Regions from separate parts of the Homo sapiens genome. Here all the other regions are linked to region 1. The links are chromatin loops, found by intact Hi-C in ENCODE. Cell type or tissue: heart left ventricle. All regions are shown on one strand. Each heading gives the region's core, and the rest is flanking DNA. Links, peaks and the distances in the headings are about the cores only. Region 1 overlaps COMMD1 (copper metabolism domain containing 1). Region 2 overlaps COMMD1 (copper metabolism domain containing 1). Region 3 overlaps COMMD1 (copper metabolism domain containing 1). Region 4 holds the start of MIR5192 (microRNA 5192).

What was found. Peaks named below come from ENCODE experiments on the same cell type or tissue, not always from the same donor. Only the 100,000 strongest peaks of a DNase experiment are listed, where the experiment ranks them.
Region 2: it touches region 1 in a loop (3-fold over the local background); 32 of 110 quality-filtered maps call a loop at or near these places.
Region 3: a loop joins it to region 1, with 4 times the contacts of the local background. A loop is called at or near these places in 30 of 110 quality-filtered maps.
Region 4: a loop joins it to region 1, with 3 times the contacts of the local background. A loop is called at or near these places in 46 of 110 quality-filtered maps.

What each region holds. Positions count from the first base shown.
Region 1 is chr2:61,914,912-61,919,911 of GRCh38, reverse strand. All of the region lies in intron 1 of COMMD1 (copper metabolism domain containing 1), which reads right to left. Among named protein-coding and RNA genes, the nearest start is that of COMMD1, 12 kb to the right of the region's middle. RefSeq lists an enhancer at 2,259-2,759. In heart left ventricle, for the core only: a CTCF peak has its summit at 1,876 (motif pointing left); no DNase peak of the experiment used is centred there; H3K27ac peaks cover 772 bases.
Region 2 is chr2:61,984,902-61,989,901 of GRCh38, reverse strand. All of the region lies in intron 1 of COMMD1 (copper metabolism domain containing 1), which reads right to left. Among named protein-coding and RNA genes, the nearest start is that of COMMD1, 82 kb to the right of the region's middle. In heart left ventricle, for the core only: no CTCF peak of the experiment used is centred there; no DNase peak of the experiment used is centred there.
Region 3 is chr2:61,991,542-61,996,541 of GRCh38, reverse strand. All of the region lies in intron 1 of COMMD1 (copper metabolism domain containing 1), which reads right to left. Among named protein-coding and RNA genes, the nearest start is that of COMMD1, 88 kb to the right of the region's middle. In heart left ventricle, for the core only: a CTCF peak has its summit at 2,919 (motif pointing left); no DNase peak of the experiment used is centred there; H3K27ac peaks cover 254 bases.
Region 4 is chr2:62,202,068-62,210,699 of GRCh38, reverse strand. The region is part of intron 1 of B3GNT2 (UDP-GlcNAc:betaGal beta-1,3-N-acetylglucosaminyltransferase 2); the gene reads right to left. It overlaps MIR5192 (microRNA 5192), which reads right to left and starts at 4,874; the gene lies at 4,783-4,874. RefSeq lists enhancers at 7,584-8,084, 8,085-8,585. In heart left ventricle, for the core only: no CTCF peak of the experiment used is centred there; a DNase peak (open chromatin) is centred at 4,479; H3K27ac peaks cover 1,914 bases.

The sequences.
Region 1 (5,000 bases), core at 1-5,000:
CAAGCAATCCTCCCACCTCAGCCTCCCAAAGTGCTGGGATTATAGGCATGCGTCATTGCACCCAGTCTGTACTAGACCTTTAAAGAACTATTGGAGAAGCTGTAAAAGACGAGACAATAGTAGAGGTATACAACTTAGGGAGGAAAATATTCAAATTTATTTAGTTATGTGCTATGCAGCTTTAAAGCAAAACAATTCTCTGTTATAAAGGCATTTAAAAGAAGCAAAACTCAGGGCACCAGTTCCTACCTCACAATCTATTTGTAAAGACAAAGCTGAGCCAAATTAAACTATATAAAACTTGTCAAATCAACCTGTCTGTGAATAGATAAAAACTGGTTCTCTACTCAATGAAAAAAAAAAAAAAACGCGATGAAGCCTGATCGACATGGCAAAACCCTGTCTCTACAAAAAAAAAAAATACAAAAATTAGTTAGGTGTAGTAGTGCATGCCTGTAGTCTCAGCTACTTGAGAGGCTGAGGTGGGAGGATCGCTTGAGCCCGGGCGGCAGAGGCTGCAGTGAGCTGCGATGGCACCACTGCACTCCAGTCTGGGAGACTGAACAAGACGCTGCCTCAAAAACAAAAAAAAGAGGCCGAGCCCAGGCACGGTGGCTCCCGCCTGTAATCCCAGCACTTTGGGAGGCCGAGGCGGGCACATCACCTGAGCTTGGGAGTTCGAGACCAGCCTGAAGCAACATGGAGAAACCCTGTCTCTACTAAAAATCCAAAATTAGCTGGGCATGGTGGCGCATGCCTGTAATCCCAGCTACACGGGAGGCTGAGGCAGGAGAATCGCTTAAACCTGAGAGGCAGAGTCTTCGGTGAGCCGAGATCACACCATTGCACTCCAGCCTGGGCAACAAGAGCAAAACTCCATCTCAAAAGAAAAAAAAAAGTTAATCTTACAAATAAAGCACAGGTAACAGAAACCATCTCCAAATTTCTAAAATTATTGTTTTAAACATTTACTTGAAACATAAATTTTTGTCAAAGATGAACCACATAACAGAAGTCCAAATTTATAAAAACTGCATTCTACATTAAGATAGAGCTAAAAATGTGGGTGTTTTATTAAGACAAAAAAATCATGATTTTTTTTCATATTTCTGCAGTTTAAGGATCCACTCCACCAGACTGCATCATTTATACCTTTCTCATGGCATTTATCATATATAAGATAGGGACAGTGACATTTACCTTGTGTATAGAGCAAGGTTCAGCATATTAGGGGTTTAGTATGTATTTAATAGGTAAATCAAAGATAAACATTTCCTTTAAAATCTCCTTACCCAGCCACTCCTTTAACCCAAGTCAAGTTTCCAGGCCCAGAATAGCTGCTTTGAGAAAAGGAAAACCAAAAATAGATTAATTGAATGGGTTTTGCCCTAAACTAAGAAAAAAGATTTACAGGACATTTGGCCTCATTACAGGTCACCTGAGTCTATTAAAATACTCTACAAATCCCAGGTGGGTAATCTGCAATTGCTGCTTTATCATATGACGTCCAGTGTTATAAAAAAGTAACATCAGTCATTTGTCTATTCTTCAGAGAATGAATAATATGTCTCATGTATTACCATCTAAAGTCTCAAAAATGTTCAGTGAAATTAGCAAAACTTAGTCGCTTAAAAACTAGAGAACTAAAAGGAATATATTTATAGAACTTTAAATTTTCCAGAAAATGGTATTTCTAAATTAAAAATATCAAGTCAAATATTTAGACATCTTTTTGGATAATAAATTTTTATTGTTGAGTAGCCAACTTTTGAGCATTTTCTGAACTAGAAACATTCCAGAGAAAGAACATTTCAACATGATGTTGCTTCTAGCATACTTTATCAGTGCATTGGCAAGCCAATATTCCACTGCCACCTACAGTAGAAAAACAGAATTACTGCTTATAGTTAAGGATGTAGACAGAATACAAATGAAACCTAAAAGTATGACCTAAGAAGTCAAAAGTTACCAGTCTCTTCTGTTTCCTAATATAAACACTTTAAGACTATATATTCTACATCCATTATTTTATACTCAAGTTAACTTCTTATTAACATATGTTATCCAAAATGTGTAAGCGAGGCCGGGCGCAGTGGCTCACGCCTGTAATCCCAGCACTTTGGGAAGCCAAGGCGGGCGGATCACGAGGAGTGGAAATCAAGACCATCCTGGCTAACACGGTGAAACCCCGTCTCTACTAAAAATGCAAAAACAAAATTAGCCGGGCGTGATGGTGGGAGCCTGTAGTCCCAGCTACTCCGGAGGCTGAGGCGGAAGAATAGCGTGAACCAGGGAGGCAGAGCTTGCAGTGAGCCGAGATCACGGCACTGCAGTCCAACCTGGGAGACACAGCGAGACTCCGTCTCAAAAAAAAAAAAGTATGAGCGAAGTTTCTTCTTAAATTCACTCTAAAATATCAAAAAGGTAATACATGATAATATTAATACCATTCATTAATAATGCCATTCTTTGATTTTAAAAAACTCATCACTAACGCATAGTAAACTTCAGCCATTTTGTAAACTTGATACCAAATGCACTTTTTTTTTTTTTTTAAACTGGAGTCTGGCTCTGTCTCCCAGGCTGGAGTACAGTGGCACAATCTCGGCTCACTGCAACCTCCGCCTCCCGGGTTCAAGCGATTCTCCTGCCTCAGCCTCCCCAGTAACTGGGATTACAGGTGCACGCTACCATACCCGGCTAATTTTTTTTGTAGTCTTAGCAGAGACGGGGTTTCATCATGTTGGCCAGGCTGGTCTCAAACTCCTGACCTCAAGTGATCCACCCACCTCGGCCTCCAAAAGTGCTGGGATTACAGGCATGAGCCTTTGTGTCCGGCCCCAAATGCACTTCTAAGCTTCTGTTTTTACTGCAATTGCTTTCCATAAAAATTTCCCAGGTATTTAGCAAGCAGGATCAAATTATGCTTTTAAAATAATACTACAATATGCAAAACACCAAACTACTGGAATATTTAAAATATAAAGAGGTTAAATGAAGGCATTTAACTTCTTCACAATTTACATCATACCCCAAAATGTCTTAGCAATAAAATGTTTGTCAAAATCCTCTAAAAAGAACTTCGAGTGCTGGGTACAAATGGACTAAATTCCTAATACTACATTCCAAATACTGCATTTTAAAATCACAGTTGAGACGATTAAATTTTTAAAAAGCTAAATACAGGTCAGACATGGTGGCTTATGCCTGTAATCCCAGCACTTTGGGAGGCCGAGGTGGATAGATCACTTGAGCCCAGGAGTTCAAAACCAGCCTGGACAACATAGGGAGACCCTGTCGCTAAAAAAAATTTTTTTTTTAAATTAGCCGGGCATGTTGGCACACACCTGTAGTCCCAGCCACTCAGGGGGCTGAAGTAGGAAGATCGCTTGAGCCCCAGAAGTCAAGGCTGCAGTGAGCTATGATCACGCCATTGCACTCCAGCCTGGTCAACAGAGCTTGACCTCATCTTTAATAAATAAAATTTAAAAAGCAAAATGCAGAAAGTTATGTACAGTATACTCCACCTTGTGTCTGAAAGAAAGAAAAGGCTGTTGGCTAAACATAGTAGTATATTGTTCTTAAGAGAAGATAACTCTTGGAAATTTAAAACATGATTAAATGAAAAATTCAATTAAAAGGCCAGAAGAGACCAGGTGTGGTGGTTCAGGCTTGTAATCCCAGCACTTTGGGATGCCAAGGCAGGAAGATCACTTGAGTCCAGGAGTTTGAGACCGGCCTGGGCAACATGGTGAAACCCATCTCTACAAAGAAATACAAAAAATTTAGCCAGGAGTGGTGCCACACACCTGTAGATCGAGGTTCAGGTGGGAGAATCACTTGAGCCCGACAGGTCAAGACTGCAGTAAACCATGTGCACACCACTGCACTCCAGCCTGGGCAACATAGTGAGACCTTGTCTCAAATAAATAAATAAATAGGCTGGGCGCAGTGGCTCATGCCTGTAATCCCAGCACTTTAGGAGGCTGAGGCAGGAGGATCACTTGAGCCCAGGAGTTGAAAACCAGCCTGGACAACATAAGACCCCATCTCTATTTTATTTTTAATAATCAAAAAAACTAAATAAAATAAATAAGTTAAATAAAGGCTATAAAAGGCCAAGCGTGGTGGCTCATACCTGTAATCCCAGCAATTGGGAGGCTAAAGAGAGAGGGTTGCTTAAGCCCAGGAATTTGAGACCACCCTGGACGATATGGGGAGATTCTGTCTCTAAAAAAAGATAAAAATAAAAAAATTAGGCAGGCATGGTGGTGAGCATTTACAGTTTCAGCTACTCAAAAGGCTGAGGTGGGAGGATCATTGGAGCCCAAGAGGTCAAGGCTGCAAGTGAGACATGATCATGCCACTGCACTCCAGCCTGGGTGACAGAGTGAGACTATGTCTCTTAAGAAATTTTTAATCAATTTTTAAATGTGTTTGAAGGCTAGAAGATAAAGTTAAGGAAGTCAATCAAAAAGTGGGAAAAAAACACATGAAAAATGGGGTAGAAAATAAGAGAAAATTAGAATAATCAGTCTAGGAGGTCTAACATTTGAAAAATCAGAGTGCAAGAAAGAGAATAGAAAAAAAGAGATAAAATAATCCGGGCTGGGTGCAGTGGCTCACGCATGTAATCCTAGCACTTAGTGGGGCCAAGGCAGGCGGTTCACTTGAGCTCAGGAGTTGGAGACCAACCTGACCAACATGACGAAACCCCATCTCTACTAAAAATACAAAAATTAGCCAGACATGGTGGTGCACACCTGTAATCCCAGCTACTTGGGTGGATGAAGTAAGAGAATTGCTTGAACCTGGTGGGGCAGAGGTTGCAGTGAGCCGAGATCATGCCATTGCACTCCAGCATAGGCAACAAGAGCAAAAGTCCATCTCAAAAAAAAAAAAAAAGGAAAGAAAAGAAAGGAATTTGGCCAGGTACAGTGGCTCATGCCTGTAATCCCAAACATGAGGCCCAGGTGGGTGGATCACTTGAGGCCAGGAAT
Region 2 (5,000 bases), core at 1-5,000, 70 kb before region 1:
TATCTTGCTCCAAAGGCCACTGCTTCTTACTTAATATTTAATCCCCAAGGTCTGCAAAACTGGAACACAGTAGGCGCTCTACAAACACATGTTGAAGGGAAAGCAAAACTATGGAATACAGTGAAAAGATCAATAGTTGCCTGGGTGTGGTGGCTCACTCCTGTAATCCCAGCACTTTGGGAGGCCGACGTGGGCGGATCACTTGAGGTTGGGAGTTTCGAGACCTGCTGGCCAACATGGTGAAACCCAACTCTATTAAAAAAACACACAAAAAATTAGCCAGGCATGGTGGCACATGCCTGTAATCCCAGCTACTTGGGAGGCTGAGGCAGAATTGCTTGAACCCAGGAGGTGGAGGTTGCAGTGAGCCCAGATTGTGCAACTGCACTCCAGCCTGGGCGACCGAGTGAAACTCTGTCTCAAAAAAAAAAAAAAAAATCAATATTTGCCAGGGTTTGGGGGCGAGGGAATGGAGGGATTAATAGGTGGATCCCAGAGATTTTTGGACATTGAAACCAATCTGCATGATACTATATGCCAGATGCATGTCATTATACACGTCAAAACCCATAGAAGTTACAATATCAAGCGTGAACCCTAAGATAAATTACAGACTTTGGATAGTAATCATGTGCCAATTTTGGTTCATCCATTGTTTAACAAATTACCATCTAGGCCCTGGGAGGCAGAGCAAGATGGCCAAACAGAAGCCTCTACCAATCTTCCTCCCTGTCAGAACACCAAATATGACACCTACATAAAAAAGCACTTTCACAAGAACCAAAAATCAGGTGAGTGATCACAATACCTGGTTTTAACTTCATACTGCAGAAAAACAAACTGAAGTGGGTAGGAAAGGCCCTTTAATTTCCGACACCACCCTTCCCCCATCCGCTAGCAGCAGCCAAGTAGAGAGAATCTGTGTGTTTGGGAGAGGGAGAGTGCAGCAATTGTGGGACTTTACATTGGAACTTGGTGCTGCCAACACCAGGCAGAACTCAGCCAATGTCCACAGAGGGAACATTTAGATCAGCTCTAGCCAAAGTGGGATTGCTCATCTCAGAAGCCAGAACTTGAGTTCGGCAAGCCTCACCACAGAAAGCTAAAGAGCTGTGGGGTCCTCAATAAACAAAAGGCACTCTAGGCCACAAGGACTGAAACTTACAGGAAAGTCTAAAAGCTGTGCTAGGATCAGAGCCAGCGGACTCAGGGGACACATGACATAGTGAGTCACCAGCTGGGGTAGCTAAGGGAGTGCCTGCATCACCCCTCCACCAACCCCAGGCAGCACAGCTCACAGCTCCAAAAGAGACTCCTTCCTTCAACTTGAGAGGAGAGAAAACAGTAGAGAAGACTTTGTTATGCAACTTGGACACCAGCTCAGCCAAAGTAAGACAGTGCACCAAGGAGAGTCATGAGGCCCCCATTCCAGGCCCTAGCTCCTGGACAACATTTCTAGACAAACCCTGGGCCAGATGGGAACCAGTTGCTATGAAGGGAAGGATCCACTGCTGGCGGGATTCATCACCTCCTGACTAAAGGGCCTTTCAGCCCTGAATAATCAGCAGTGGTAACCAGGTAGAACATGCTGTGGGCCTTGAGTGAGACTATGAAACATGCTGGCTTCAGGTGTGACCTACCACATTCCTACCTATGTGGTTATGGGGAGAGACTCCTGCTTGAAAAAAGTAGAAGGAAAAATAAAGGGGACTTTATCTTCCAGCTTAGGTACCAGCTCTACCACAGTGGGGAAGAGCACCAAACAGACTCTGGAGCCTCAATTTCAGGCCTTGGCTCTTAGATGACATTTTTGGACCTATCCTGGCCCAGAAAGGAGCCCAATGCCAGGAAGGGTGAGTTGCAGATTTGGAAGCATTCACCACAAGCTGACTGAAAAGCCCTTAGGACTTAAGTGAACATTGGCAATACTTCCTATGGGCCTTTGATGGTGGCAGATACAGGCAGAGGCTCTCCTGCCTGGGAGAAGGGGAGGAAAGAGTGGGAAAGACTTTGTCTTGTGGTTTCGGTGCCAGCTTAGCTACAGCAGAACAGAGGACCAGGTAGATTCCTAAGGTTTACAAACCAGGCCCTGGCTCCCAGACAGCATCTCTAAAACTACTAGGGCTCAGGAGAACTCAATCCCCTGAATGGAAGGTCACAAGCCTGACTGGCTTCACCATCTGCTGATTGTAGAGTCCTAGGCCTTGAGCGGTAGCCAGGTAGTGGTTACAGTGGGCCTTGGGCAAGACCCAGTACCATGCTGACTTCAGGTCTGATCCAGCACAGTGCCAGTGGTAGTGGCCACAGGGGTCCTTGTGTCACCCGTCCCTCAGCTCCAGGTAGTCCAGCACAGAGAAAGTGACTCTGTTTATTTGGGAAAAAGGGAAGAGAACAAGAGTCTCTGCCTGGCAATAGAAAGAATTCTTCCAGATCTTATCCAAGACCACCAAGGTGGTACCTCTACAAGTCTGCAAGAACTTCAATGATGTTGGACTTGGGGTGCCCTTTAATGCAGATACAACTTAGATCACAACACCCCCATCCTTTCAAATACCTGGAAAGCCTTCCCAAAGAGGATGAGTAAAAACAAGATGTACTAGATGGTGAAGACTATAATAAGCATCTAATTCTTTAATGCCTAGACACTAACGAGAATCCACAAGCATCGAGACCATCCAGGAAAACGTGAGCTCCCAAAATGAACTAAATAAAGCTCCGGGGAACAATCAAAGAAAGGCAGAGATATGTGATCCTTCAGACAGAAAATTCAAAATAGCTGTTTTGGGAAAACTTGAAGAAATTCAAGAGAACATAGAGAAGGAATTCAGAATCTTTCAGATGAATTTAACAACAAAATGGAAATAATTAAGAAGAAGCAAAAGGAAATTCTGGAGCTGAAAAATGCAATTGACATAATGAAGAATGGATCAGAGTATCTTAAAAGCAGACTTGATCAAGCAAAAGAAAGAATTAGTGAGCTTGAAGACAGGCTATTTGAAAACACACAGTCAAAGGAAACAAAAAAGAAAAAGAGGCTGGGCACAGGGGCTCATACCTGTAATCCTAGCACTTTGGGAGGCCAAGGCAGGCAGATTGCCTGAGCTCTGGAGTTCAAGACCAGCCTGGGCAACATGGCAAAACCTGGTCTCTAATAAAAATACAAAAATTAGCCAGGCATGGTGGCGCTTGCCTGCAGTCCCAGCTATTTGGGAGGCTGAAGCATGAGAATTCCTTGAACCCAGGAGGCAGAGGTTGCAGCAAGCTGAGATCATGCCACTGCACTCCAGCCTGGGCAGCAGAGCAAGACTCTGACTCCAAAAAAAAAAAAAAAAAAAAAGAATGATGCCTACGAGATTATTTAGAAAACAGCCTCAAAAGGGCTTCTCTAAGAGTTATTGGCCTTAAAGATAAGGTAAACAGAGACACAGGTGTAGAAAGTTTATTCAAAGGGATAACAGCACAGAACATCCCCAACCTAGAGAAAGACATCATTATTCAAGAACAAGAAGGTTACAGAACATCAAACAGATTTAATGCAAAGAAGACTGTCTCAAGGCATTTAATAATTACACTCCTGAAAGTCAAGAATAAAGAAAGGATCCTAAAAGTAGCAAGAGAAAAGAAACAAATAACATGCAATGGAGCTCCAATTCATCTGGCAGCAGGCTTTTCAGTGGAACCCTTATAATCTCATGCCAGGTGAGATTGGCATGACATATTTAAAGTGCTGAAGGAAAAAAAAAAAAACTTTATACCAGAATAGTAATCTGGAGAAAATATCCATCAAACATGAAGAGGAAATAGATTTTCCCAATCAAAAGCTGTGGGATTTCATCAACACCAGACCTGTCCTACAAGAAATGCTAAAGGGAATTCTTCAGTCTGAGAGGAAAGGATGTTAATGAGCAATAAGAAATCATCTGAAGGTAAAAAATTCACTGGTAATAGTAGATATATGAAAAAACACAGAATATTCTAATACTGTATTGGGGTGTGTGAACTACTCATATTGTGAGTAGAAAGACTAAAAGATGAACTGATCAAAAACAATAACTACAATGACATTTCAAGACATAGTACAATAAAATATAAAATAGAAACAAAAAACAGTTAAAAAGCAGGGAGACAAAGTTAGAGTTTTTACTAGTTTTCTTTTTGCTTGTTTGTTTATGTATGCTACCAATGTTAAGTTGTCATCAGTTTAAAATAATGGGATATATTATTTGCAAGCTCATGGTAACCTCAAATCTAAAAACTGTGATATAAAGGATACAGAAAAAATAAAAAGATATTAAAACATACCACCAAATAAAATCACATGCACTAAAAAGAAGACAAGGAGGAAGAAAAGAAGGGAGAGAAGACCACAAAACAACCAGAAAACAAATAACAAAGTGGCAGGAGTAAGTCCTTACTTATCAATAATAACATTGAATGTAAATGAACCAAACTCTCCAATCAAAAGACACAGAGTGGCTGAATGGATAAAAAAACAAGATCCAATGATCTGTAGCCTAAAAGAAACACACTTCACCTATAAAGACACACATAGGGCCGGGTGCGGTGGCTCATGCCTGTAATCCCAGCACTTTGGGAGGCCAAGGCGGGCGGATCACCAGGTCAGGAGATCGAGACCATCCTGGCTAACACGGTGAAACCCCGTCTCTACTAAAAATACAAAAAATTAGCCAGGCGTGGTGGTGGGCGCCTGTAGTCCCAGCTACTCGGGAGGCTGAGGCAGGAGAATGGCATTAACCTGGGAGGCGGAGCTTGCAGTGAGCCGAGATCGTGCCACCGCACTCCAGCCTGGGCGACAGAGCGAGACTCCGTCTCAAAAAAAATTAAAAAAAAAAAAAAAAAGACACACATAGACTAAAAATAAAGGAATAGGAAAAGATATTCCAGGCAAATAGAAACCAAAAGGAGCAGGAGTAGCTATACTTATATCAGATAAAATGGATTTCAAGATAAAAACTACAAAAGAGACCAAAAAAAAAAGT
Region 3 (5,000 bases), core at 1-5,000, 77 kb before region 1:
TAAAATGCTATCAAACAGCATCACATGCTACAGAGAAATCTTTCATGAAAGGGAGAGTCCACGGATGCAACAATCTCATTGTTGTGTTATTTAAGAAATTGCCACAGCCACCCCAACTTTCAGCAATCACCACTCTGATCAGTAAGCAGCCACTGACATCAAGGCAATTCAAATCCCACTTCTGACACACACACACACACACACACACACACACACACACACACACATTTAGAAAACAAAAACAAGACATCAAGGCAAGACCCTCCACCAGCAAAAAGAATATGACTAGATGAAGGCTCAGGTAATCATTAGCATTTTTTAGCAATAAAGTTTTTAGGTTTTTTTTGGGAGATGGGGTCTCTGTTACTCAGGCTGGAGTGCAGGAGCACAACCATAGCTCACTGCAGCCTCAAACTCCTGGGCTCAAGTAATCCTCTGACTTCAGCCTCTTGAATAGTAATAAAGTATCCCTTAATTAAAGTATGTATACTGCTTTTAAAGACACAGTGTTCTTACACACTTAATATAGTGTAGTATGATATGGTATGGTATAGTATAAACACAACTTTAATGCACTAGGAAACAAAAAAATTCATGTGACTCGCTTAATTGCATTATTCACTTTATTGTGGCCACCTGGAACCAAACCCAAGGTATTTCCGAGGTATGTCTGTATTACTGCACTTGACCCTCATAATCAATTTTCAAAGGCAATGAGGTAGATGATAGTATTATAGTGCTCTTCACTCTCAACTTACAGAAAAGGAAACTGAAGCTTCAAGCAGTCAACTGATTTTTCTGAAAGCACCATGAGATAAGTGCAGGGCCAAAGCCTCAACAGTTAAGCCAGGTTTCCCTCTGATTAGCTGTCACAAGTGACTACACAGAGAAGTAGACTCGGTATCACTACCACTGAAAAAAATGTAAACTGGTACATTCTGTCAACAATGATACAGAGATGCCAGTCCCTAATGAGTAGCTACAATGCTTCAGTTGCTGGCCTTCAGAGATCCTGAGACATCAAACAATGATTTGAAGAGTATTACCACAAATTTTTTACTTAAAGTTTAGATGACTGAGTGAGGAATATGTAAGTGTTCTCAGAACTTAGAAGGCCAACTAGCTCAGTTTAACAGTGAATAGAAAAACTGAGAGATAAGATTGAGAAGGCAGTCTGGAGCCAGATTAAAGTACATCAAGTTTAGACATTGTTATATATACGTAATGAGGGGCCACTAAAGGCTAGGTAACTGGGAAATCATGATGCAACGTGTGGTTTAGAACGCTGAATCTGGCCAGTGTGGTGTCACACGCCTGCAGTCCCAGCTACTCCAGAGGCTGAGGCAGGAGTATTGTTCAAGCCCTGGAGGTTGACAATGACCAGCCTGGAAAACACAGCAAAACCCTGTCTCTCTTTTAAAAATGTTTTTAATGAAAAAAAAATTTTAAGCTGAATCTGATAACAGTAAGTAGTTGGACTGAAGTGAAAAATTTTCAGAGGGCTAGGGCAATGGAGCCTAGGAGAGGACAGCAGCAGTTAATAACTTAGTCCCCAGGGTAAGCCTCCCCTTGCCTCTTCTTTGCTATGCCCCTATCTGCTAGTGGCCATGGGGACTGGCATAAGCTCCAAACCAGACAGATCACAATATCCTCCTTTCTCTGGGCGCACTGACTGGTCCCAATTTAGGGCAGGAGAAATGATCTTGTCTTTTTGGGTCATAGTATAAGAAGGACATGAGGCTGGAGTTACAGACAGCATTTTCTTGGACCTTTTGGCAAAAGCATGTCTGCAAGAAAATAGAATGAAGTGAGAGTGGATTTTAATGGGGTGATATCCCTGTTTTATAGTTCCCAAGACCCTAGTTCCTGCAGGCCTTCCTGCAATTCTATAATGCTATCTCAGCATCCTTCCTACAGACAACCCAAAATTCCATCAACTATTCAATTTAAGCTGTATTCCTATCATTTGGAACCAAGAGTCTTGACTAAAAGAGGGTGGTGGCAGTGGGAACAGAAGAATGTAAAGGTAACAACACCAAGTAGAACACAGGCAGAGCAAGTGAGACTGGAGCTGAAAGAAAAACAAGCTGTCTTTCATTTCTTCATTAATATAAAAAATTATATGGTAAATATTACAACTTTCTGGTACATTAAAGATATTTCACATTACAATTCAATAAACATTTACTGAATATCTGCCTATTTACCAGATAGCAGGACCCCAAACCTCTGGCTATGCCAATCAATACAAATACAGGCTGGGCGTGGTGGCTCACACCTGTAATCCAGCACTTTGGGAGGCTGAGGTGGGCAGGTCATCTGAGGTCAGGAGTTCATGACCAGACTGACCAACATGGAGAAATCCCATCTCCACTAACAATACAAAAATTAGCCGGGGGTGGTGGCAGGTGCCTGTAATCCCACCTACTCGAGAGGCCGATGCAGGAGAATCGCTTGAACCCGGGAGGCGAAGGTTGCAGTGAGCCAAGATTGCGCCACTGCACTTCAGCCTGGGTGACAGAGCGAGACTCCGCCAAGAAAGAAAGAAAGAAGGAAAGAAGGAAGGAAGGAAGGAAGGAATTATTTTGTATAATATACTATAATTAAGTCAAATTATTTCCACTGACACCTTGCTTCACAATATTATGTCACAACTCAGGTAATTTGTATCATTCTTCTTCTCAAATAATATCAAGAGATATCCATTCTGATATAATTTCATCTGTGACAAAAGTTATTTTGGTTGGGTTCCAGTCAATAATATCTTGAACTAGGGTCAATTCATCCAAATTTAGAACAATCAAAAATTAAATGAGAAATTGATTTTGGTTTAGGTTCAAAGTCATCAATTTTCACTTAAGAAATATTTGAATAGCTACCATAAAACAGATACTGTTCACAGCACACTACTTCCATCTACTGGCAGCCTAGGCTGACAGCCTGGTACTCATCCTTTATTCTTCTCTCTCTTCCACATCTTGAATCAGTGGTTTTCAACACTGGCTGCACATTAGAATCCTGAAGTACAATTTTAAAATATCAGCGCCCAGCTATTATCCCAGAAATTCTGATTTCCAGGAATTATGGAGTAAAGCCTAGGCACTGGTATTGTTAAAAAGCTTCCAAAGTGATTCTGGCAGGCAACAAAGTGTTAAAAACAAATGCCTCTGGCAGTAAAATGAGTTCGAAAAGAAAAAGAAAAACAAATGCCTGTAACTTTCAGTTGTCAAGTTCTACTGATTGTTACATCTGAAATAATTCTCTAATAATATGTCCCCTCTGATCTGTCCCTACTAGCTGGTAGAAGCCCTCACTATCTTGAACCTAAACTAAGTGTGGACTCCCTCAAGTCTATCTTCTATACCACTATCAAAGTGATCTATCTATAATATAAATATAGGATGCTGGCACTTGCTTGTTTAAAGTTATCCCATGGCTGACTATTACTTGCTTCAGTGGTGGTCAGGCAGGATGGTGTGAAGCACTCTCCTATGAGGTATAAGGTAAGTTGTACATAATATAGTTAGCAGTAGTAGTAGTACAAGTATTAATGTTTGTAAAGATTTTTATAAGTATAAATCAGAGGGTTTTCAAAGTATCCTTATATTAAACAATTACCTCCCTCATTTTAATTGTTTACTTGAATGGAAGAAAAAAAGAAAATTAAAAACACAGGAACTCTGCATAGAACTATATTATGCATGTATTACTATCTGTTAAATGTGTCGCAGAGGAATAAAAATTTGAAAACTGATAAACCAAAACAGTGGTTCTCAACCAGGTAGTATTGCCCTCCCAAAGGCACCTGAGAAATGGTGGAGGCTACATTTGGTTTCACAGTGATTGGAGGGAGTGCTGTTCGCATTAAGTGAGCATGAGCTAGGGATGTTCGGCATCCTTCAATACCCAAGAAACGGGAGTTGGCAAGTTTTCTGTAAAAGTTGTAACCCTCTGCTGCATATTCTTCCCTTTTTCGTACAACTCTTTAAAAATGTAAAAACCATTTTTAGCTCATGGGCTATATAAATACAGGCAGTGTGACCACCTGTGGGCTGATGTTTGCAGACCCCTGACCAAGAACATCCCACAGGACAAAAAGACCTGTGTCTCACATGACTTTGCAATGTCCCATCTGACATTGTGTGGAAAAACCTGTTTATAATTACTTCAGCCTAAAAATTAAGTATTTTGTTTTACATAAAAAAGTATTTTTTCACGGTTTTAATAAACACCAAGTTTTCCAGGAATGCAATTAATACAACTTGTACTTTGACTTGGTCAGAACTTTACAAATAGGATGTTAAGTATTTTGAAAAATCTCATTACCAGTGACAATACCATTTAAAATATCTTACCTACCAATACAACACATTTTATATACCTGCATTTGTTGCTGTGCATTCACAGTAATACCATGTATAGGTACAAGCATCTGATTAATTCATTATGTGTTCTAATGATATAATGCTTAAGCATTTATATTTTAAAATATATATTTCAAATCATGTTTAGATTTCTTATACTTTTCCTTTGTACTACATTTATGACATCATATTAGAAATTATGTTTTAATTTTATTATATGTGAATTATAAGAATTCCTTTTAAGGATCATAAAGGAGCATTAGAAAATATTTACTACAAAAAAAGAAACACTGGGCTGGATATGTTTGAGAATCACTGAGCATGAAGTTCAAACTCAACACAACAGGCCCTGCTTATCTTTTAGTGTCTTACAACTTCCTGCCTCCCGCACTTGACACTCAAACAGCACTAACCTGTTTGTAATTCCCCAACTAGCAATCCCAATATGATGCTTCTTCTATGTGTCTCTGTTCGTGCTATTCTAAATGTTCTGAAATGTCTTATCATCACCTTCAACAGATTAATTTCTATTCACCATTCAAGACTCAGTTCAAGTATGGCTTCCCCAATACTCCTCCTCTCCTAGTAAGGTAAGTGCCCCTTTCTCTTCCAAAAATGCCCTAATATCTCTATCCC
Region 4 (8,632 bases), core at 1,806-6,805, 290 kb before region 1:
CTCCCGGGTTCAAGTGATTCTCCTACCTCTGCCTCCCAAGTAGCTGGGACTGTAGGCGCCCACCACCACACCCAGCTAATTTTTGTATTATTTAGTAGAGATGGGGTTTCGCTATATTAGCCAGGATGGTCTCGAACTCCTGACCTCAAGTGATCTGCCCACTTCAGCCTCCCAAAGTGCTGGGATTACAGGTCTGAGCCACCGCACCCGGCCACTGTCCTCCTTTTTAATCTTTACCAAAAAAGAACATCTCCCTGTTTTAATTGATGCCATCTTTTCATATGCTTCCTTCCTGGTCTTCCTACTCCCCCATGCCCTTTGCCCATTTTTAATGTTGGGATGTTCTCATCTCATTTAATCTCCACAACAAACTAAAAAATGTGAGGCAATTAGTTTGAGGTCACAGAGCTAATCCCAGTGGAGTCAGTGTTTGGACTCTGGTCCCAACCTTGGGTCTAAGCTCTTATACTTTCTACCACACAATACCGTTGCTCGAGGAGGATTGAGAATCCCCAAATAAAGTTGTAGTTCTAAAAAATTAAGGTACCAAAATTATTGCATTTGTGGATACCCATCCAGGAAGATGTAAACCATTCCAAGGAAAGGCAGGGGGAATCGAATTTTTTTTTCTTTCCAAATTGATATGAGAAAGTAATAATGTAGACAACAAAATGGCCAGTCGGGAATCACCCAATGGTTTAACGTATCCAGGGGTCCTGGTCTGGTAACACTTCCGCACCATAGGCAGAATCCCCTGCAGATATGTTTTGTGATGACTCAGTTTTGATTATTCATACGAAAGGATGAGAGACTGCTGGGGCTTAAACTAGCCTCGTCTTAAACACCTGTCAGAGCTGGCTACAGGTGGAGAAAATCTGCTTTTCCTTCCCTCCAACATCACAGCCTGCAGTGAAGGGAGATCAGCACAACTTTACAACCTGCCACAGGGTTGGGACAGTGGCACAGGGCTGGTCCAGACCCCAGCTCTCCTGTGAAGGAAAGGGATCAAAGAACCAGCGTTACCCACCAACTGTACCATCTCACTCTTGGTGTGTGTGGGGGGTGACGGCGTGGGGGCGGGTAAAGGGTCTGGCCTGTGTTCTGTGTTGCCCCATCTGGTCTTGAATTCCTGGGCTCAAGTGATCCTCTCACCTCAGCCACCAGCTTGTAGCTGGGACTACAAGTGTGCCACCACGCCTGGCTTACCTCATTCTTTTACTTGTTTTTCAACAACATGCACATGAATTCATACATAGATTGTGACCCAATTTCATTACCAGAAAGAAGCTCCAAGAATTTCTTTCCCAGGGCCTTACAGACCATCCACTCTAATATCTCTTTTACAGCAGAGGAGACCAAGGCACAGGGAGACAGAGCCTTGCCCAAGGCTGCCCTGGGGAAGAGAACCAGGATTACTACCACGTGTCCCAGGGGACTGGGGAGTCCAGTCCAGTAGTCAAAATTATCATTAGTAACAAAGTCTTTTTCTCACAGTCTATAGCTTCCATTCTGGGCTATCAACATAAAAACAGAAGAGCCAATGGCCCGAAATTAGCCGGGTATGGTGGCTCATGTCTGTAATCCCAGCTACTAGGAAGGCTGAGGCGCTTGAACCCGGGAGGCAGAGGCTGCAGTGAGCTGAAATGTACCACTGCACTCCGACCCAGCCTGGGCAAGAGTGAGACTGCAACAACAACAACCAAAAAAGCGCCAATGTGTCACCTCTTCCTCCCACCCCACTGCCCCCACCCAGGTTGGGCTGCTTGTATTTCTTCCCCCTTGCTGTTACCACCACCTCACCCACATTTATCTGACTTAGCACACGGTGTGATAACAGGTCTGACACACCAAGGACTCCTGGGCAGAATGGGCCATATTCACTTCTGCATCTCTAGTGCCTACCACTCAACACACAATCAATATGAGAACAAGAAGGGGAGGGACAGTAAAGGAACCAGGACCTAATCTAAGGACATTTTGTATTCTTTGACCATTTTGATCAAACATTTTAAACACTGTTCTAGCAAACCATTCTTGGATAATTTCACACACACCCCCCTCCCCAGCATCCCTCCCTCTGGTCCCTGGCTCTGTGCCAGTCCTGGCCCTCTTCTCCATAAGTATCCTAAGCATCTACCAATTCCCGAGCTTTCCCCTCTAGGCCTCACTCCTCAAGACACAATTACGTGGTGTCATCTCAAGGCAGTACATCACCTAAAAACATGACTCAGGAAACAAATACAATTAAATAAATCTATAAACAAACACAGGCCTCAGGGATGGGGGAGGTGAGAAAGAAGGCAATTAAAAATTAATAGAAACGCACAAGCATAAATTACATTTACTGGACTAGAAACAGAATCCCATTATATAAACTGTTATCCAAGTGACCTTGTACAAGTGCTTCTGGAAATAAGTAGGCCATCAGCCCAGTCTTGGCAGTCTTGGTGTAGAGATTGGGGGGGAAGGAAGGGGGAAAGGAAGGGGGGAAGGAAGGAGGAATCTGTTGTCTGTTATGTGGGCTCCTCATGTCTACAGACACATACAAACAAGGAGACTATTTTCACATAGGTACGAAAAAGTGATTACTGTCATTTTACATAGTAAAATGTACAAGAATTCAACTAATGACCAATTTACAAAATTTAAAGATGACCCCTCTCAAACTCATAAGATCGACTTTCAAAAGTACACCATTCCCCACCACTTAGTTCCACTGGTGTGATAACTGGCCACACACAGAGAAGCAGAAATTTCAAATTTTAAAACAAGCACTTTAATATTAAGCACTCAGGCAATCAAATTCAATCCATTATTTTCCCAGGCAAGAATAATCTATGGCAGGGGTCCCCAAACCCCAGGCCATGGACCCCTAGCGGTCCATGGTCTGTTAGGAACGGGGCCACACAGCTGGTGGTGAGCAGTGGTGGGCAGGCCTGCAAGCATTACTGCCTGAGCTCTGCCTCCTGTCAGATCAGCTTGACATTAGATTCTCACAGGAGGGCGAACCCTTTGTGAACTGCGCATGCAAGGATCTAGGTTGCATGCTCCTTACGAGAATCTGACGCCTGATGATCTAGGGTGAGACAGTTTCATCCCGAAACCATCTCGCATATCCTCCCACCCTGGAGTCCGTGGAAAACTGTCTTTCACAAAACCAGTCCCCAGTGCTAAAAAGGCTGGGGACCACGGATGTACCTCACTTCCATCAGGTACTCTACAGACAAACTCTTTCAAAACAACCACTGCCTTTCCAATTCTATTAAATTATACTTGGCAATTCTTGTCCCTCAAGAACCGTAAGTCTAACCAAATGATGAAACCCCGTCTCTGCAAAAAATACAAAAATTAGCTGGGCATGGTGGCCTGTAGCATGTGTGTTGTCCCAACTACTCGTGAGGCTGAGACAGAAGAATCGCTTGAACCCAGGAAGCAGAGGTTGCGGTGTACCCAGATCGTGCCACGGCACTCCAACCTGAGCGACAGAGTGAGACCCTGTCTTAAAAAAAAAAACAAAACTGTAGAGTTTGAGAGCATCCCCAACATTTCCCTGCAAGATAAACGTTTACATTTGTCTTCCTTCCAAAATAAAAATGTAACCTCAAAATCAAAAAAGCATTGAACATGCTGCAACTTGAGATTACATATAGCATATTAAAAATAACCTTCTGTAACTTCAATAAGTGTTCACAATTATACAAATGACATTGTATTTTAAGTAATTTAATAAATTGCTTTGGGAAGTCTCAATTTCTTGGTAGTTAGGATGAAGGTTTCCAGTGACACATTTTCTTAAAAGAGAATATGCTCTTGGTTACAGCGAAGGGGACACCAGAAAGTGAGGTACTACAACCTCAGACTGCAGGACTCCTTGGCTTATCCATTTGGAGTCTTGTAGGGTAGCAGCTTGGAGAGAACTGCCTGACTCGCTCTTCCAAAAGCAGGCACAAAGAGTGCAGAAAGTTCTGCAGAGTAGACATGTGTAGAGATTTTTAAATAATGTTGTACTAGGCCAGGCACAGTGGCTTACACCTGTAATCCCAGTGCTTTGGGAGGTGGAAGTGAGAGGATCACTCGAGGCCAGCCTGGGCAACAGAGAGAGATCCTGTCTCTACAAGAATAAAAAACATATAAAAATAATGTTGGATTAAAGTGCATGGTCTAACACTTTGGGGAAGGGAAAAAAAATAGAGAAATGAGATAAAGGTATCAAGGACACTCCTTATAATAAAACAAATTAACCACTGCACACCTAGTGCCCACCCATTAGCTGAGTGAGGGCTTGTCCATATGCCATGGGCGCAATTGGATACACAGTCAAGTGGTGACTGAGGTGTCTTCATTTCACAGAGAAGTAAACTGGTTCACAGGATCAGAAAGTTGTCTGATGTTCCCAGAAAAAGTAGAGGGAGAGGGCAGGAACTGAGAACCCAGATGGGCCGCCCCCAGCCCAGAGCTGCATGGAGGGAAATGGGCATCCCCATCCTCGCTGAGCACGTCCAAGCTGATCCTTGATCCAGGCAGGCCACCCCTAAAACCCCATCCCGGAGGCCTCTAGACACCAGCACCCCTTAACAACAACTACTATCCTCCCCACCCATACCTCTTCTCAGCCTGGTTTCTCCTGGCTTAAAACATCCCTTATCTTGCTTCTCTCCATCCTTACCCCCATCCTTGAAGGCCCAGGTTCAAATCCTGTCTCCTCTTCCATGAGGACAGCCTTGATTCCCCCAGTCCATCGATTTCATCCTCTTCTCCTGGCACTCAGGATCCCCCAAAAGGAGTACCAAGCCCTCACCACCTGGAATCCACTCTCCTGGCTACCATGCTTCCCAGGAGAAATGGTTCCAGGTGAGCCAGGAGGCTGGAACTAAGCAGCCTGTCCCTCAGGTGGCAAATGACAGCCAAGGGCTGGCAGGCCCCGCCCACGGCACACAGCCACTAAATGCCAGCGCTCCTCCTCTCACACTGAGCATCCAGTTAAATTGGGCTCCCTCTGGGATGCTGCCTCTTCTCCACAGTCAGACATCATCCTCCTCCCAGAGGAAAACACTTCTAGTGATGTGTGACCCTGGGTGGCAACTTCAGAGCAAGGCGGCAAAGAAGCAAACCAGCTCCCTGCTCCATCTCGGATTCCTGTCCCGCCTCTTCTCCCTTTCTCAAAGGCTGGTTAAATCCTAACACCTTACTGACAAGTGTTTCAGGACTGTTGTTTTCAAGTTGTTGCTTTTTAAGTATCAAAATAAACCATATACATTTTAAAATACGTATCCTCAAAAAAAAGTAACACTTTGGCCTTTTATCCAAATGTTCTATAAAAGGGGAGGCATCATTCAGGCCTTCGACCAAGACTTGCTTCCGTATTTAAAGAAGTGCAATAGTAACATAGCTTTCTCCGGCCACCCGCCAAGAAAAGTTTTTGTCGCCACAGTAAAAAGAGAACATGTTTGCTCAATATGTGGGCACTATTGAACTGCTTAAAAACTGGGCCTCTTTTACCAAGCAATTTGAGTCACCTCAGTTTTAAACGAGTCTCTGCACGTTCCCTTCATATACCATAGGTGATCACATATGTGGAGGGACGAGGGACCACAGCAATCCCAGTGCCACGGGCTTCCAATCTCGCCGGTCTGCCTGTCACTCTCCCTGGGGGCGTCCAATCTTCTCCCCCAGCCTCCGCTATCTCTAAATTGATGGCTGCCCACTCTGTGGTCCATTGTGACCTTCTTCTCTCTCCCTCTCTAGATGGTGCCCATGGGCCCCTAGTCGTGAGTGGGGTAGAGATGAAAATAAAGAATCATCACCCTGAAGCCGCTGGTGGCTACCTGAAGCTTCATGATACCATTCTCTGTATCTGCACTTGTTTGAAAATTTCCATTATAAAGAGTTAAAAAAAGACGATCCATCAGAACTTTGAAGAATAAAAGTTTTTTAAAAAAGAGAAACATTCAGTTAAAAATAGGAGTATTCATGAGAGATATTTTAAGTTCATTTGAAGGAAATAATTCCTTATGTGGTAAAGGAAAAGAACAAAAATATAATGGCTGCATCTCAAGAATAAAGTTACATAAAAGTTCCTTATAAACAAGCTTCAAAGACAACCATAAAATAATAAAGGTAAAAATATATCTCACTAGTTCCAAATGTTGACTATTTAGAAAGGATAGCATTTGTAACACTTCGACCCTTTCATTATTAGACAAATATATTTGAATCTGAAAATATCATTCGGCTTCCCAGTGAACAATCTAGAGCCAGACCTGGAGGGTTAAAAACACACATGCACATAAAACTCACCACAATTGTGTTATTCCCTGATCAAGACTCAAAAAAGAAGTACTTTGGAGAACCAGTTGGATGTTAAGTGCTTCTCAAAGAAAATAAACAATTAGAAAAATTTCTACCAGGCACTTTGGGAGGCCAAGGCAGGTGGATCACCTAAGGTTGGGAGTTCGAGACCAGCCTGACCAGCACGGAGAAACCCTGTCTCTACTAGAAATACAAAATTAGCCAGGCATGGTGGTGCATGCCTGTAATCCCAGCTACTCAGGAGACTGAGGCAGGAGAATTGCTTGAACCCAGGAGAAAGAGGTTGCAGTGAGCCAAGGTCATGCCATTGCGCTCCGGCCTGGGCAACAAGAGGGAAATTCTGTCTCAAAAAAAATTCTGAAGCACAAATAAACTGCAGCAAGTTTATGGTCCATAGAAATATCTTCCCAGAGCATTAACACTTTCATATTCATGAGTTCAATGGATTCCAATAATAAACATGTGAAATTGGCTGTGCAGGTTTCATGCGATTCTGCAGGGAGGTGGGAAACAGGAGCTAAGTGGGTTGCCATAGCTACAAAGACATTTGATGTCAGCTCTGGGACCAAAACCTACTTCAAGTTCTCTACATCAGCCAGTCCCTGACCCCCAACTCCCAGGATCTCCACTCCCTGTGACAGCTCTTGCTGCTTCTGGGGTCTTGCACCAATAGCAATCTCCACTGTTTCCCCCATCTTCAGCCTCTCCCTCTCCAAAGGCACCAGGCACATGCTCCTTGTCATGCCCATTTGTCCTGCCTTGACCCTCCCAATCCCCCTCACCTTCTAGAATCTTCGCAGTCCTTGCACCCTCCTGACTTTCTAGGGCACCCAATACTGCTGGCCACCATGTCTACCCCACCCCAAGCTCAGGAACCCCCAGGGTTCTCTTGCATGTTGGCAGCCTTTGCTCCTTGGCCCCATCCCACAAAATGGACTTGCTCCACAGTTCTGGGCCCAAGTCTATTGCTGGGTCTTCCCTTACCCCCTATTCTTGTCCCCTAGACATCACTACAGACTCCCATATCCCGTATGCTAAAAAATGCCCCAATATACCTGTGTCATGGCCCTTCTCCTAACCTCCCTTAGTTGGTTTCCAAATTCCTTTACACCCACCAGGAGTCTTTCTCTCACCCACCTCTTCCAAACAACACACATACATATTTCAATCTTGTACTATCCCTGCCCTGGTTTGAGCCCTCAGTTTCCCCTCTACTAAGACTAACTTTAATGAAGTGGCCTAACTCAACAAATGTCAAACGCCTACTTAAACCAAGCAGTGTTGAAAACAGGCAGCAAAGAACCAAGTCAGAGTTGATTGCTGTAAGGTTGATAAACACTTAGATGAAATATGAAGCACTGCACAGGGGATAAGGAAAGGCTGCTTTATGCCGGGTGATCAGAGAAAACCTCCTCTCAGAGAAGAGGTGAGGATAGTTCCAGGCAGGGGGAGCAGTCACCACAAAGGCCAGAGGCAGGAAAGCTGGGGGCCTTGTGCCTGGAGTGAAATGAGGGGGAGAAGGGAGGTAGGAGGAGGAGGGCAGATCACCAGTCCTGGTAGGTGACATTTGAACTCTGGCTTTCCTCTGAAGAAGACAGGGATTCTGACTGGAGGATTCTGAGTAGAAAAGTAACCTCAAGTCATTTCAGTTTTTAAAGGATCCCTCCAGCTTCTTTCTGAGAGAAACTGGTAGGGGGCAAATGGGAAGCAGAGAACGCAGGGACTGCAATGACCTGCCCGGGGTCAGGCTCGCCTCATTCACGCTCAGGCCCATCTTCCTCAATGCAAGCCTGGCCATAACTTGTCAGCACCCACACCCTCTCTCTCTCTCCCCTGACCACAAGAACTTTCACTGGTTCCTCACTACCTCCATAACTATTAACTGCCACATCTCTGCATGATCCCCGAGATTGCATCATGGCCTATTACACCTTTCTAAGCACCATGCACTCCAAACCCAATGGATCACCTGCTGTTTCCCCAAAAGACCTCTATGAGCCTTTCTGTTGTGTCCTGTTTTCTCAGCCTACAATCCCTTGAGCACTTCTACCTTCCTTTCTCTGCCTCTGAAATGTTATTCACATCCTTCAAGACCAAGCCCAAAGGCCACTTCCTTAAGAAGCCTTTCTTGGCTGCCTCCAACACATAATTGGCTTACACCTCTACCAAGGCAATCTTACCAGTTCCTGGCTGTCTCCACCACACTGCCCACTGAAGGCAGCAATCACGCACAGCCAAGCACAGTGCTAGGCACACACCAAGTGCTCAATCAATGCGTGTTTGGTCGGAGAACAAACTGCTCACTTCACCAAACATCTTGAGG